2 separate regions of the Mus musculus genome follow, and region 1 is linked to region 2. The links are chromatin loops, found by intact Hi-C in ENCODE. Cell type or tissue: heart. All regions are shown on one strand.

The links. Peaks named below come from ENCODE experiments on the same cell type or tissue, not always from the same donor. Only the 100,000 strongest peaks of a DNase experiment are listed, where the experiment ranks them.
Region 1: a loop joins it to region 2, with 3 times the contacts of the local background. A loop is called at or near these places in 5 of 42 quality-filtered maps.

Annotation. Positions count from the first base shown.
Region 1 is chr8:57,130,963-57,138,962 of GRCm38, reverse strand. No RefSeq gene overlaps it. Among named protein-coding and RNA genes, the nearest start is that of Hand2os1, 190 kb to the left of the region's middle. In heart, no CTCF peak of the experiment used is centred here; a DNase peak (open chromatin) is centred at 4,062.
Region 2 is chr8:57,311,329-57,319,328 of GRCm38, reverse strand. It overlaps Hand2os1 (Hand2, opposite strand 1), which reads left to right. Exons shown (of 6, transcript NR_154048.1): 3 at 4,715-4,814. Among named protein-coding and RNA genes, the nearest start is that of Hand2os1, 5.5 kb to the left of the region's middle. In heart, a CTCF peak has its summit at 4,893; DNase peaks (open chromatin) are centred at 4,898, 6,498 and 6,638; H3K4me3 peaks cover 7,409 bases; H3K27ac peaks cover 7,788 bases.

The sequences.
Region 1 (8,000 bases), 180 kb after region 2:
TTATTGGTTTAGAGCTTGTCATTTAGTTAGACCTGCTGGCCAGTGATCTCCAGGAATCAATCCTTTATGTAGGTTCTAGGCAATAGATTCATGTCCTCATGTTTGCATTGCATGAACATTACTTACTGAACTATCTCCCTTGCCAATCAGTTGCTAAGTTGCCATGTGTCTGATGAGCCATGTCCTTACTTCCTTCATAACTAGCCCATTTTGGTTTTTACCCTTTGTATCTCAGAATATCATCAAGATTATTATATAACTTTTAAATATATTTGTTTGTTTATGTCTATGTGTGTTTTACAGGTGTATATGTCTTTGTATTATGTTCATGCCTAGTGCCCATAGTGACCAGAAGAGGGTGTTGAATCTGCTGGAACTTGAGTTACAAATGATTGTGAGCCCTTATGTGGTTGCTGGGACTCAAACCTGAGTCTCCTAGAAGTCAGATCAGGGTTCTTAACCACTGAGCCATTCCTCTAGCCCACAAATTTTATTCCTGACACCCCTGATCAACTTTATTTTCGATATTTGAATTTCCTAAAAGAAAGCTTTATTTGTTTTATGTCTTTATACTTCAAAATACATTGGGGTTTCTGTAAATATGAATTCGCTATTTTGTATCTTTATATCATCAGAGTCCTGCTCAACATTTGCCCAGGAGGCAAAGGGACAGATGTATAAAACTCTGGTATGAATTACGCAGTCTGTCTCCAGAAGCTTCTGCAATTGGATATTAATAATACATTATGCCACTCCAAACTTTCAGGACTTCAATACATAAACAATTGAGAATCAACAGGATAGGTTTGCTTCTGTTACTTAATCCTGGATTAAGAGACAAGGCTTAGATATGGGGCAACTGCCTGTTTCAGCATTCTTTGTGCTTCTAGAAAACCCAGTTTTGTTTTTTGACCTTTTTTTTAAAACTCATGATATTGCATATGATTTGCAATGATGCAAATCATTGGTACACACCCTCTCAGTTTCTAATTTTTAATTCATGTTTGGTACTTAACTATCAGAGGTATTCATTACTTGAATTCTTTTCATATTAAATAGTTGGCAAATAACTTTCTTGTAGAAGTGTTCTGACTTCAATTTGTCTATTTCACAATTTTACAGATTTTCTTAAATTCTAATTTTTTTGTTATTTCTTTTTTTAAAATTAGGTATTTTCTTCATTTACATTTCAAGTCCCCCATACCCTCCCCCTCCACTCCCCTACCCACCCACTCCAACTTCTTGGCCTTGGCATTCCCCTGTACTGAGGCATATAAAGTTTGCAAGACCAATGGGCCTCTCTTTCCACTGATGGCCAACTAAGTCATCTTTTGATACATATGCAGCTAGAGACACGAGCTCCGGGGTACTGGTTAGTTCATATTGTTGTTCCACCTATAGGGTTGCAGATCCCTTTAGCTCCTTGGGTACTTTCTCTAACTCCTCCATTGGGGGCCCTGCGATCCATCCAATAGCTGACTGTGAGCATCCACTTCTGTGTTTGCTAGGCCCCGGCATAGTCTCACAAGAGACAGTTATATCAGGGTCCTTTCAGCAAAATCTTGCTAGTGTATGCAATGGTGTCAGTGTTTGGAGGCTGATTATAAGCTAAATTCTCACATATACTTCCCTTTGTTTGATGGGACTTTATTTTGTAAAGTTGACATGTTTGCATATTCTTCAAACATTTTAAATACTTCTATAGCTACATTTAATAATAACAATCTCTATTATTTATCGAAAATGTGGACCAGGTGCTGCTCTATTAGTCTTAACCACTTTGTAGTAATTGCATACCATATTAGGAAACTCATACCCAAAGAGGTTAAATCATTTGCTTGTTACTGGCCTAGTATGGTTGTGAACTTTGATGAAGCTCTATGATTTACCTCTAAGGCATGTATTATCAAACTAGACCATAATCACTGTAAACAGAATTATAAAACCCTTTTAAAATTTGGTAGTAGATTGTCCTTCTATTTTACATTTGTCCTTCTATCTTACATTGGGTTTACTTTTAGATTTTCTTCAGAGACTTGAAGTTCTTGTCATACAGATCTTTCACTTGCTTAGTTAGTCACACCAAGGTATTTTATATTGTTTGTGAAAGGTGTTGTTTCCCTAATTTCTTTTTCAGCCTTTTTATCCTTTGAGTAGAGGAAGGCCACTGATTTGTTTGAATTAATTTTATATCCGGCTACTTTGCTCAAGTTTAGGAGTTCTCTGGTGGAGTTTTTGGGATCACTTAAAAATACTATCATATCATCTGTAAATAGTGATATTTTGACTTCTTCCTTTCCAATTTGTATCCATTTGACCTCCTTTTGCTGTCTAATTGCTCTGGCTAGGACTTCAAGTACTAAATTGGATAAGTAGGGAGAGAGTGGGCAGCATTGTCTAGTCTCTAATTTTAGTGGGATTGCTTCAAGTTTCTCTCTATTTAGTTTGATGTTGGCTACTGGTTTGCTGTATATTGTTTTTACTATGTTTATGTATGGGTCTTTTTTTTTCCATTTTTTATTAGGTATTTAACTCATTTACATTTCCAATGCTATACCAAAAGTCCCCCATATCCACCCACCCCCACTCCCCTGCCCACCCACTCCCCCTTTTTGGCCCTGGTATTCCCCTGTACTGGGGCATATAAAGTTTGCAAGTCCAATGGGCCTCTCTTTCCAGTGATGGCCGACTAGGCCATCTTTTGATATATATGCAGCTAGAGTCAAGAGCTCCGGGGTACTGGTTAGCTCATAATGTTGTTCCACCTATAGGGTTGCAGATCCCTTTAGCTCCTTGGTTATGTATGGGTCTTGAATTGATCTTTCCAAGACTTTTATCATGAAGGAGTGTTGGATTTTGTCAAATGCTTTTCTATTATTGTGTTTCATGAAAACTTCTGTTGGGATTTGTTTTAGCTCTGCATCATCATAACAAAAAATACTGTAATATAATTAGCTAATAAATAAAAAGTTTCATTTTGTTCTTGGATCTGGAGTTTCTGGTTTAAGAATAATGACTCAATCATTTTGGAACCCTGGGGACCACAATATATCTGTTACAGAACAGACCAATCCCACTGTAGAACAGGAAACAAACAAGAAAAACTGACTAGGGTCCACTGATCTAATGATCCTCCATAAATCCTCACTTCCTGATAGTCTAAAACATTTTGCAATCCTTTAATACACAGTCCTTTGGTGGAACATCCCATATATAAATGATAGCAGATTCTAGTGAGCCTTGCTTTGAAAATTTAGATTATTTAAAAAAAATCAGTATTACTCACAGAGTATATTTAGTCTTTTCTAAATTCACATGTTCAAATTTACCTATATTTTTGAGGTAGATTTCAGGAGGTGATCATGTTAAAGCAAAGTCGTTTATATACCTTTTAAATTCACCCAAATGACTTTTCTTTAATATGATTTTCTTCTGAAATCTCTACATACACATATATTCACATATGCATAGATATATGTATATATATATGTATAGATAAACATACATATATTCATATGTACATATATACACATATACATATATGTATCCATATATACATATATACATATATGTGTATACATACACACACATATATATATATATTTATATATATATCAAACACACACACACACACACACACACACACACACGTAGTAGTTGGAACCACAAAGTCTATCGTTAAAAAAATCCATAATAGAAAACCCAGATGGAAACTTCAGAAAAAAATATTAAAAATCAAACATACACATTTTATTATACATTGAATATGCTTATTGAATAATCTAGTATTTACTCTTTAGGGAATTTACAGTGACTAAAGTGAATTAGAAATAAGATTAACTATGATTTTTTCAGCTTTTTTGATTCAGTTGTTACTGGTGGAAGTATTTTTAGAATTCATTTGAGCATAATAAAGTTCTGCTGTTATTGGACCATCAGACGCAATTGGCACAGCAGGACATTTCAACAGTTGCTTAGAGTTAACAGTCACTGTAGGACCTTTGTGATCAGCTAAGGTTATTTTTAAACCTAACTCTAGATAACCCAGAGAAGCTTTTCTCTGTATTACACAGTCATCTTGGTGGCAGTGCCATGGTGGTGGCGGCGCGTTGGCTCCTGGCACTACCCTCTGCTGTATTTGCTATGGACAACATTTATCACTAAGACACTGAAAACAGAGTCAAAGGAGGAGGCGTGCTACTTTAATTAGGAAGTTCACACCTCATTTATTTAGGAATTCTCTGTTGCATGGGATATTTTTCTTGTTTTTTTGAGGAAAACATTTAGCATTAATGGAGTTTTGATATAATTAATCACTTCTATTCTGTAGTATCCCTCTATCAAGCAAATTCCTTGTGTTTCAGTTTCTTGGATACTACTAGAAGAACTCTGTATCCATTGAAGTCAACGACAAAACAGAAACACGCTAAATAATGTGATTAAAGTTGTTAAAAGCCAAAATAAACACTTATAATTATCTCAAGGAAAAACGGTGTTAGGCAAGCGTGGTCTCTATAAAGGGGGACTCAGTGTGCGTCTTTTAGACCCTGCTGCACAATAGATCATAGTTTAAAGTCTGTTAACAGACCCCTGATGGCTGGGCTAGGTAGCTTGTGGTTTTCTTCTGAGCCTATTGGCACAAGATGAATTTATGTGTGAGGTGCAAATTGGAAGTTGCCTTCTCTTGGTGCCCTTGGCAGAACAGAAATCATACTGTAGGGCTAACAGCAGGAAGTACATTGCTTTGAAATTACCCAGCAGGGTGTCTACTTGCTGCTCTCGCTGCCTGTGAGACAAGGGTCTTATACTGTCTGGCCATGATTAAAATCAAAGTGTAGGCTGCTTTGTTGGGTGCCAGTAAACTTAGGTGAAAACCAGAAACAATCTGGAGTTTTAATTATTTTAAAATGCAATGTTGGCAAGAAAGAAAGATGAAAGCATTTTTGACTAATCTGTCCCAATTATTCCATATTAATGAATGTGCAAAAAAAAGGCAGAGAGAGAGAGAGAGAGAGAGAGAGAGAGAGAGAGAGAGAGAGAGAGAGAGTTTTAAACAAGAGGCTTTGCAACATACCTTATGCCATAAAATATATCTATGTGAGGACACCATTCAAAAATTCTCAGAGAATTTATATATGAAGTAAGTGTGGGATAGAATTTCTTGGCTAATTACCGAATTAAAGTAGCCCATTTTAAGTAGAATATTTCATGCCCTAATCAAAACATGGTTAATTTGTGCAGGCTGGACAGAGTTAGAGATGCTGGAATTCTCAGCTTCTGGATGCTTTCTCTTCAACGTTGCTTTCTATGAGGGGTCTTACAACCCAAGTCACAGGCTTAGACATTGCCACTTCTAATAACCTTCTGTGCTGATGTGTAAGATTATTGGAAAATATGCAACTAAACCACCCATAAATGCTGAGGATTCATACATAAGTAACAAGATTTATTGAATATCTTCTATGCAGTAGGGAAGGACTGGGTAGGTGCAGGGAAGCAGACATAAGGGAAGACATAAAATTAAATAATCATTTACATGTTAGCCTGGAAACTAAAAAAATAGCCAATTATGAGATGTCCAGTGTGTCATACAATAATCTTAGTTATTACCTAACTTAGCAGCTGATATTTATCATACAGAGGTGTGGGCATTCTATGTTTTCTCTTTTTATCATAATTGGCTCGAACTTATTTTTTAAAGTCCCAACAGGAGGAAAAATAATCTACCACTCTGATCAGTGTGTAACATACAATGTGTATCACTTTGTAACATTAGCAATGTCTTTTAAAATGGGATATGTAGGGATGTACTTTCCAATGAAAACTTACTGGTGTACAGTTTCTTTCAATAACTCAATTTACCCAGCCATAAACATGTGCGTAGTTCCTCTAGAAACCTTGGTAAATCCCGTATTTCAAATGCCAATGATGGACATTGCTCTTGAGTTATCAGGTCTATTCAGGCAATGGGGAAATCACATGTGTATCTTCTTTCACTTGAAATTCAGGATAATATTAAACAGAATAATATTAGAGAGCTGTTACAAATATCTTTTCTGAACCTAGCAGCTATGACTTTGCTTTGTTTCTTGTTCCTGTATCTTTGTTGTGTTTATATTCCTTTATCTTAGTTTGTTTTATTTAATAGACATGCAAATGGAGGATTCAAACTGCCCCTGGTTTTAAGAAGTTAATATGAAACTCGGCTGCTTAGCATTTAAATTCGTTTATGAAAATTAAACCCCATGGGTGGAAATATATTCTTCTCAATATGAGCTATTATTTGAAGATTTTTTTTCCTCTCAGGCTTTCATTCTAATCAGGCTTTAATATTGTTCTCAAACTAACCATTAATTTAATAAGCATAGTAATTTTATTCGGGAAAAATTTCCGTGACATTTGCTGAAGCAAATGTACACATTCGGTACTCTATCCCAGCAGCCCCAGGAACTGCTGTGCTGAAGTCCCTCCCTCTAAACTTTACAAGCATCAGTTCATGCTCTTCCTGGGTCGCTGTGACACCCTAATGCTCTACCCCTTCTACAGGTGTCATGGTGATGCTCCCAAGTTGCTCGCCTTGTTTTGTAAACAAAGTTAATATCAACTTTTAATTGACGAATAGATGCTGATGGCCGAGGCATTACGCTTATAAAATATTTTATGATCATTAAAAGAATGCTTGGCAAATATACCAGAGTACATCTGTATGTTTTTGATGTGACTACTACAAAGCACTTTGATTTTACAGTTAAAATTGGAATGCCAATTGGAATAGGATAAGAGAGCATGCATGTCATTTTTGTTTTTTATTTTAATTAGTATTTAATGCATTTATTATCAAATTTCAGTATTTGCTCCAGTGGTTGTTTTTCTTTTTGTTTTTTTTTTTTTAAACAACTTGCCCATGATTTAAAAAAACAAAACTCACAAACCCCAATTACTATTTGCATTTACAGGTAGAAACTGAAATTCAATTAGTGTCAAAGTGAGGGTCAGTATGGAATTTTTCAATATTATTTCCAGATTAAGGAAGGTTTAAAAATTTCACATTCTCTTTATCTTTTTCTGATCTTTACATGTCTATATATGAAAGAGGGTAATAAACTTTAACCATGGAGGCTGTAAAATGGATTTCAGAAAGAAAATAATTAGCAACATATGGCGTATTTTCACACATATCATTGAATCTTCCTTCCAGTTTCTTAGGGTAAGTAAAGTGGTTTTGAGTCCGTGTCTCTTTTGTTTTGCCACTGTGCATTCTTTTCTTGAGACTTCATTCACTACCATGTATTAAATTATAATCTCTCTCCATGCTTGTAATATACCTATGCCCCTTATGTCTCTGACAACCTCTGAAAAATCTATCTTTGTATGTTGTACATGGATATAAAACGCCATGGAAGCTTATCAGTTTTTCCTGTCACATTTTGTCTTCCAATATGCCTTCATCTTAATCAATGTCCTATCATCTATATGTTTTCTCAAGCCAGAGACCTGGGAGTTATCTCAGACTCCTCTTTCTGTTTATCTCCCCCACCTAATCAATCATGATAATTACATTGCCCCACTGCCTATGAGTCTCTCCCTGTTTCATTCAGACCTTATCATTTCTCACCTGGGTCATTATTATTGGTTTTATTGATTTTTCTTTTTGTCTTTTTAATTTGGTTGTATTGAGTATATATAGTGATAGGATTCAAAAAGACATCTTCATATAAGTATATCACGAATGTTGGCCACATTCAAGTCTCTCCTCTTTTCCCACTTTTTCCTCTTTCTATTTATTTTTTCCTGAAGTCTCCATTCTATTTTATGTTTATAAGAGTATATGTATCTAAATAAATCCTAGGATCTACAAATAGGCAAACCACATATAATGTGTGTATATATATATATATATATATATATATATATATATATATATATATACACACACACACACACACACATACACACACAATGTATTACATAAAAATAAACTGAATTATATTCTTTGTAGG
Region 2 (8,000 bases):
AGTAGCTGGACCTAGTCTTGCTGGTTAGCTCAGAGGCTTGAGTTTGATGGCAGAACAAAGTGACCTACATAGGGCTCTGCTTTCCAGCTTCGGTGGGTCTGCAGCTTGGGGTACAAGGAGAGTGGTTTTAAAGAAGTAGAGGTAATGTGGTGGAGAATTCTGTTTACATTTTCAGCAGGAGGGGTACCCTGAATCAGTAAATATTGGTAGTTAAAGCCTCTGACATTTGATACATTAAAAAAAAACTTGTTTATAAAAACATTTAGGCCTCGGGAACAGGTAGACTGGGTAAGATGATTATGTCCTGTCCAATCACAGATAAAAAACTTAGGAAAGGTGTTTTTTGGCTGCCTCAGGAAATAGACTTTCAGGGCGTTGGGAGATAGAAGAAGAATCCACAGAAAGATAGGGCTGGGGATAGAGAAGCTATCTGTTCACTTGCAGCCTCAGGATTTAGGGATCAGAAGGTGCTACTTTTAGCCTCCCCCCAACCCGCTTCCTGCTTTTAAAATTGAAACCACCACCACCACCACCACCACCAACAACAACAAAAAGTAGGGGTATGGATTCGTAGCTCCAGATAGCATCCTCACAAGTGATAAAAGAAATGGACAACATGGGACAGAAAAGGGGCTGTAAAAAATGCTAATCTGACCATCACTCCTCACTGACAGCACCATTATCAGTTAATTACTACAATCCAGGGGTCTAAAGCTTCATGGATCTTAGGAACTCAAACCCAGAGACTAGAGTGGTAGGATAGCGTTCTGTAGGTGGCTGGAGAGAGGGGACCAGTGGGTAAATTTTGGTGGTATCTACCATGAGTAGTTGGCTGGCTCTGAGTTATACTTACTGCAATTGTTCATTTTTTTTCTTTTTAGCATCTTTTGACACATTTTACTTCCGTAATTTCGGACTGCCAGGTAAACTTGCTGCTTTGGCAAACTCTGAATCTAAGATGCTATTTTAAATTAGTCCCTAGTTTAGAAAGTCTGTCCCACCCCAGGGGGTGATTATGAGGGAACTAACAGGGTGATGTGACAGGGAAGTTGGCATTTGGTGATCAGGAAGAAGGTGGAAGAATGTGGTTGTATAGTTTCTAACTTAGATGTCAGCCTGCTCCCTCACTCTTGGGCTGTACAAGCAGGCCCTCTGGTGAGCTGCTCTTTAAGATACACATTTAGAATTCTCAAGCACCATAGATCTGTGATGACGCTGGTTGTGGGCCATTCTGGGTGCCTAGGGAGGAATACCATAGAGGATTATCTCTCCCCCGGGAGGCTAAGGGCCGAGTGGCCCTGGGTCTGCACATCATCACAGGAAGGCAGCCCAGGTTTAGGGGAGTGTTGGAGATTCTGTGTCCATAATCCTCTTTGAGGCTGATGGTGTATCTACAGCTCTGTACATCACAAGCTCAGCTGAAGGGGCAAGGCTAGTTTCAAACATTTACTTTGTGTCCATGTTATTTGTCTCTTTTCTCTTACTACCACTTTCTCAAAAGACTCAAAGGGCAAGAAAAAGGCTGGGGAACCCGTTGCAAACATTTTTTGCCCTATGTGAGATATGACTTTTAAGCTCTGTTTTAAACTAAATATTTTTTTAAACTTCAGTCTCTTTTTAAGGGGAAATACAGATCTTTTCCAAATATTTATTATTTCAAAGGCAAGGGCAATTTTGTATCTCGTGTTTTGCTCATGAGTACTCCAAATAAACTGGATCTGAAAAGAACCAGGCCAGAAGGCCATAAACACACATTTTATATTTACAGGAATTATGACTCAATTCCCTTCATCATCTTTCAAGTCCCCCTATTACCTTCCTTCCTGAACTGAGGTAGTAAACTGATTGGGAAGACTCCTCAAAATACCTGTAACAAAGTGAACTCCAGAACATGCTAAGAACCCCAAAGGAATTCCAAACCCAGAAGGTGACAGGAAAATGAATCTGTTACTGAAGATGTAAACCTCAGCCTCACCTGCTCCAAAGACACTGTTTCTGCCACACTCAGGATCCCCTGCAGGCCTTTTCCCTCCTGGGAAGGCACTATGTCACTTTTCATGTTAGCCACTTAGTCCCACCATGTTTTAGGACATCCAGAACAAGGCCTATGGGCTGAGTGGCAGCCAAAGCTTCCCTCTGAGAGAGCCCTTTTTTTCCTTTTTCTTTTTGGGTATTTGTGTACAGACATGACAAAATTGTTTCAAAGTAGACAGCTGTAAAGTAGGGAATCTGGTCGATTGAACTTTTATGTCCCATTCAAAAAATGAAGGGCAGGAGAAGGTGCCCTTGACTCTTATGTGGCTTTCTTTTCTTCTGAGGAATTTCTTCTTGGATTTGGGGGAAGGGTGGGGCATTTGGGGAGTAAACCCCCCTGCCACAGGTTCTCCATTCAAAACAGATCTGTGCAGACAGAGGAGGCGGGGGGGGGGGGCTGGTTCAAAGGCAGGGATGGCTGTGGAGAGGATGATAAAAAAAAATGAACCCTTCAGTCCAGTTGTGCCTAGGAAATAGCAAAGTCAAGGTTTCCTATGTCCCTGTACATTTTTTTCCTATTTTTCTGCTCCCTCTTTTGCTTTCCCCAATTTTACTCCCCAGAAGTGTTGTGGTTTATATTTTATTTAACCCTGTCACTGAACCTGAGACTTATGGAAGAATGAAGCACTAGTTTGTCCTTAGATTCTTTATGGAAAATCCTACTATCCATTATGACCAGCAGTTGGTATTCTATTTTCTTCAATAACCCATGATTGCATTCTTGCATTAACGGGAAAATATGTGGAGAGTTCTCATTGATGAAGAAGGATTTGGTACTGTGACAGGTATCCGTAAATTAAAAATACTCATTCAGACTAAAGGCAGCATAAAATGTCCTGTGAACTGGCATTGCAAAGGATAATACTATATATAATACCATTAAACATAATATATGTTATTATACTTGTCTCAAGAAGTATGATAGATCTGATCTTTGCCACTTTGCAGTAGAATCCTGAGTTTAGAATAAAATGTTATAAGACAATACATCCCACAGGATTTATAAAACATACACAAAGAATTGCACACACAGAAATATTTCAGTGCTGGATGTGCATTTGAGAGGTAGACCCTGGCTTTCACTCACAGAACTTAAAAATAAGCAATTAAAAAAACCCCGCAATAATACAAATAAAAGTTAATTATAAAGAGAATTATTTCTTCCAAGCTGTAAACAAGTCATTTAGAATTCAGACGAGAACATGGCTATGATTTTGTATTTATACTCTTTGGAACTAGCTAGCAGTGGATTTAAGCAAGCATGCCATGCAGTCTGGGATTGAGGATAAGTAGGAATGAAATGGCTGCTTAACACGTGGAGCTTCTGAGGCATCATTTGTGGGACTGAAGGACTGACTTGTGACTGGAGCCCCTTTCCTTCCCAGTTCTAACTGCCATGTTGAGGGTACTCCTTGGAAGACTCCCCAACGTGACTTTATTTGCTGCACGGCATAGATGGATTTTTTTTTTTTTTTAACCTCTGACAGTTCACTCCAAGCCTTTCCTGCATTCTTCTACAGTCTTTGCTTAGAGACAAGGGACTTGAGCCAGGATAGGTTAGGTTTCAGGTTAACAAAAAGAAACACTTTTATTGTCAATATTAATGGCAAACTTCGATTTTTACAAGGCCTGGGTTTAGCAGATCAAAAGCAGCTTGTCTTGATTTCTCAATATTCTCTGGAGTTTAGACAATTAACTGCAATTTTGGTTCTAATGAAACAATATGAGAAAGCTAGTTGCAAAAAACATTGGTAAAGTTAGCACTGGGATACAGATTTTTACCTGTACATAACATATTATGATCTAGTAATTTATCCCTTCAACTGGAGCTGAGTTTGGAAGGAGCATTCCTTTAAGAAAATATGTTCAAGCACCGTCCTCACTTGCAATGTCATGAGTCTTTTTCAGAGTGTGCATTCCACGGTTGCCTTTCTGGCTGGGTAAGGATCCGGCAGACTGAGGTCTTCCTGGTAATTTGGGTACACCAAGTCTCCAGTTAATGATAGATAATCAGCCTTTGGGTCATTCGGTCATTCTCTTATTACAAACCCCTCCTGCTCTCTCTGATCTCCTTTCAAACTAAATTTCACACAAACAAATAAAGCAAGACAGGGACAAATTCTCAAAAAAAAAAAAAAAAGAGGGAGAAATATTAGAAACTTCTGATACAGAACTCTAAACAAGGAAAGGCTAGCTAAAAGAGGATAGGAAAGAACATCTTATCAAATTGAACATGCTGTGTACAAAACATTAAAAGAAAAGGATCTGGTTTCTGTTAAAGTGACAGAAAATTAAAATAAAAATAATTGCAGGCAGCAAAGTTATAATGTAAATAGAGAAGGCAGGATGCTTGCTGGAAATGCGCAGCACTAGGAGGCAAATTTGTTGTTACAGATTATGTATCTGCACTCTGATTGGAGAAGCGCTACTTTGTTCTATTTTCCAAAAGAGAATGCTTTTCTTTTTAATACTTGTGTGAGAGTGCTCATTTAAGTCAACACAGGCCCCAAACCCTAGGACTAAAAAAGTGGAACCGCATTTTTCTTGCAAAGCATCCAACTTCAAAGGAGGCAAATGTTTGCATACAGGAAAAGGAGAATTCCATTTCGAATACATTTGGAGACTTCACTAAATCCGTGGGACTGATGCTTTTTTTTTTTTTTTTTTCTTTTGCCGACAGAAGGCACAGTTCATTCTCGAGCAATTCGTCACCTCCTGGGGGTCTTCTCTTCCCGTCTACAGGAGAGTGTGACTTCAGAAAGAACTTCGGATTGGCCAAGGTATATGTCAGATTAGACCCCAGGGAAAAGAGCAAAGGTGTAGGGCTCATGCAGTCAAGGTCTCTGGTGAGAGCGCCCCTAGTGCCGTTTTACTGTCTCTGCTCTTGAAAATTCCCTTTGATACAAGTTCCAAAGCTAGTCACAGACGACCAACTTTGATCATTTCCAAACCTCGGGCTTTCGATCTTAAACCTGGTTGGAATTTTGGCTCAAGACTAGATCAACCTGCCATTCTCCAAGATAGAAGTGGAGCTGTGAAATGAATGTTGGTGATAACCAGACTCCCACATTGTCGCCAAATGTGGGTCTGGCACCTTTTGATTTGACAACCTCTTTGACAAAAAAGGCTTACCTTCCCAAGCTAGAGAAGAACCTACACTTCACTGTTGCCTCTAGGTCTTTCCTGAGTGTTTCCACCTCATAAGAGGCCTTCTGGTTAGCTTCCCCCCTTGCACCCATATCAAGCCTTCCATTCTCTGAACTTTCTGGTGAAACCACGCAGATGTAGTTTGTAGTTCTCAGGGTGCAGATCTTTCACTTTACGCGTCTGTGTCCTCTAACAACACAACTAATGCTTCCGCACAAAAAGATGCCCTCAAAGCTGGTGGAAAGGCGATTTAGAGAAATCCGGGTGTTCTAATTGCAATCAGGTTGTGTTGTTTTACTCTATTTTGAAGGCCATTAAAGCTGGTGAGCGACTTGGAAGTCATTTAGAAAGGAACAGACCTTCAACCTCAAGCCTTTGCGGGCACTGGGAAAGTGTCTTCCCAATCAATCTGGCTTGCAGGCGGCAGGACCAACTCTGACCTGGCTTATCTTGTACCCATCCTAAATACACCAAACTCAAGAGGTAGCCAGGGCCGCCTCAACACCGAGGTCAGTGCTCTGGGTGCCTTAGTTTCTCTCTTTATTCAAACAGTGGTGGAAATGAAAGAGGGATGTGAGCTAGATTAAAAGGATCAAGGGAGAGTGTTGCCTGATACCAAGCTGCGCTCAATAATTATTTACATCTTTTCCTCCTGCCTCTTCATTTCTTCTTTTCTTTTCTTTTCTTTTCTTTTCTTTTCTTTTCTTTTCTTTCCTTTCCTTTCCTTTCCTTTCCTTTCCTTTCCTTTCCCTTCCTTTTCTTTCCTCTTCTTTCCTTTTCTTTTCTTTTCTTTTCTTTTCTTTTCTTTTCTTTTCTTTTCTTTTCTTTTCCTTTTTTAATATTTAGTTGCTTTTATTTTAAATTCACCTCCGGAGATAGCTGCTTGGGAGTCAGCGGTCCGAGTGAGGCCTTCCGGTGGTGGGGCAGCGATGCTCAGAGTGCTGCAACGACTCCCACGCAGGGGAATCGAGGTGGGGGTGGGGTTGTGGGAACTGTTACTCGTGTACCGACACCGACCAGTGGTCCAGGCCCTGGGATGAATGCTGGATCTCTCCCCTTTTATTCCGGCCAAATTCTCATTCCATTCCCATGCCCTTCTGTGGAGTGGACTGGAGGAAGCAAGTCCACCACGTTCCGGTCAGGACAGATCCTCCGCTGGGAACTAACCAGGGGTTGATATCTTCCTCCAAGACCTTTTCGCCCGATGCGGGCATGAAGGGGTTAACTGCTCACCTCGGAGCCCCGGGTGCTGAGGGAAGGCCACCGCTTCCCCCAACACCCCCGGTCTCATTAGGGAAAACCCTCGCCGCTATTTTCGACATTTCCTCAATCAAGTGCCCTGAACTAGAGCTGCAAAAACAAATTGGCGGCAAAAGCGTAGATCTTGTCAGGATGGAGGCGAATCCAACATTTCAGCCTTGTTTGCTTTGAAATTACGGGCTTGGCTGGTGCCTGTGGTGCCACCAGGGCAAATGTGCTGCCGCCCGCTCACTCTGAACCCAGAGCCATTGGTGGAAGCGACCGCAGGGCCACTGCTGGAGAGGAGCGAGGGGTGGGGGTGGGGAGCGGGTGAAAGTGGGGAGGGGGGCGCACTAAAGTGACCTGGTCGCTAGGAGCTGGCGGAGCCCTAGCCCAAACCCCTGTGCAAAGGGCTCTCAGCGTGGAGTTAGACACTGGCTTTCCAGTTTCCTGGCCGAGCCACCAAGGTATATGCAACATTTGTAAAATGCAGATTCCACATATGGACACCAGTGTTGTTTCTTCAGCTTCCTTTCTGTCCCCTGCTTCTCTTCCCCTCTCTCCTGTCCTCTTCAGTAACATTTTCTCCAGTAAGTGTTAGCGGTTGCTGGATTTCTGCCTGCTCCCTCGCTGTTAAACTGCTAGCATGATTTGTCGTATTTGCCAGAGCTGTTTGTTCTTGTTTGACTTTTTGTACAGAGTTCCTTTAAATCTCCTGCAAGAACCATTCCCGAAGTTCCTAGGACAGGCTTTTCCACACATGTGCTAGGGGGCATGTAGCTCACTTTTCTTTCTCTCTGGGGTAGTCTCCCCTCGGTGTTGGGAGCCTCTTCTGTGTCAGGAGAACAGTAGTTAAGTTAGTTCCTAAGCCTTATATTTCACAGACAATTAAATCTTGGCGGCTGTTTAACGAAATTGTAATATTTACTCTGCTCTATACTAAGGAGCACTTTTGGAGTAAAAAAATAGCAAATATTGCATTTCAAACAGAAAATATAATAATAAATCTCTTTTTTATGGATTCTCCCTGCATAAGTAGAAACAACATGATTTAAAGTCTCCCTCAACCCCCCCTTTTCAAGAACGGCTGGAACTGGAAGAGGCTGTCATCTAAAACTCACTTCCACCCTCGACAGGGAGGCACCTGCATGATGGGGAAACTTCTCCCTCCATTCTGATCTTTATCACATGTAATAAGGATTATCAAATAGTGAGGTCTTGTATGAAAAGTCTTTTTATATGGATTCAAGAAAGATGGGTTAATGTGAGTAGCTATGACTTTATAGCACTTTGCAAACAGATGGGCCATTTTCCTTTCATGAGGCTTTTACAGTAGGGGAAGTTGAGGAAGGGAATATTTTTTATGAGACTCTGCATTCATAACGACATGAAGTATGTTACTGAAGAATGTTTAAGGTACAGTGTGTTTTTGTTTGTTTGCCATAAACTAAATTTGTAGCCATGATGACCAATAAGCAATCTTTTTTTTTCATAGTTTAAACATTTTTCTCTCGTTGGTTTTCAATCCCAGCTAGATTATAATTTCACTGTTCTGTCGCCTCCTCTCTGTCTTAATTAAA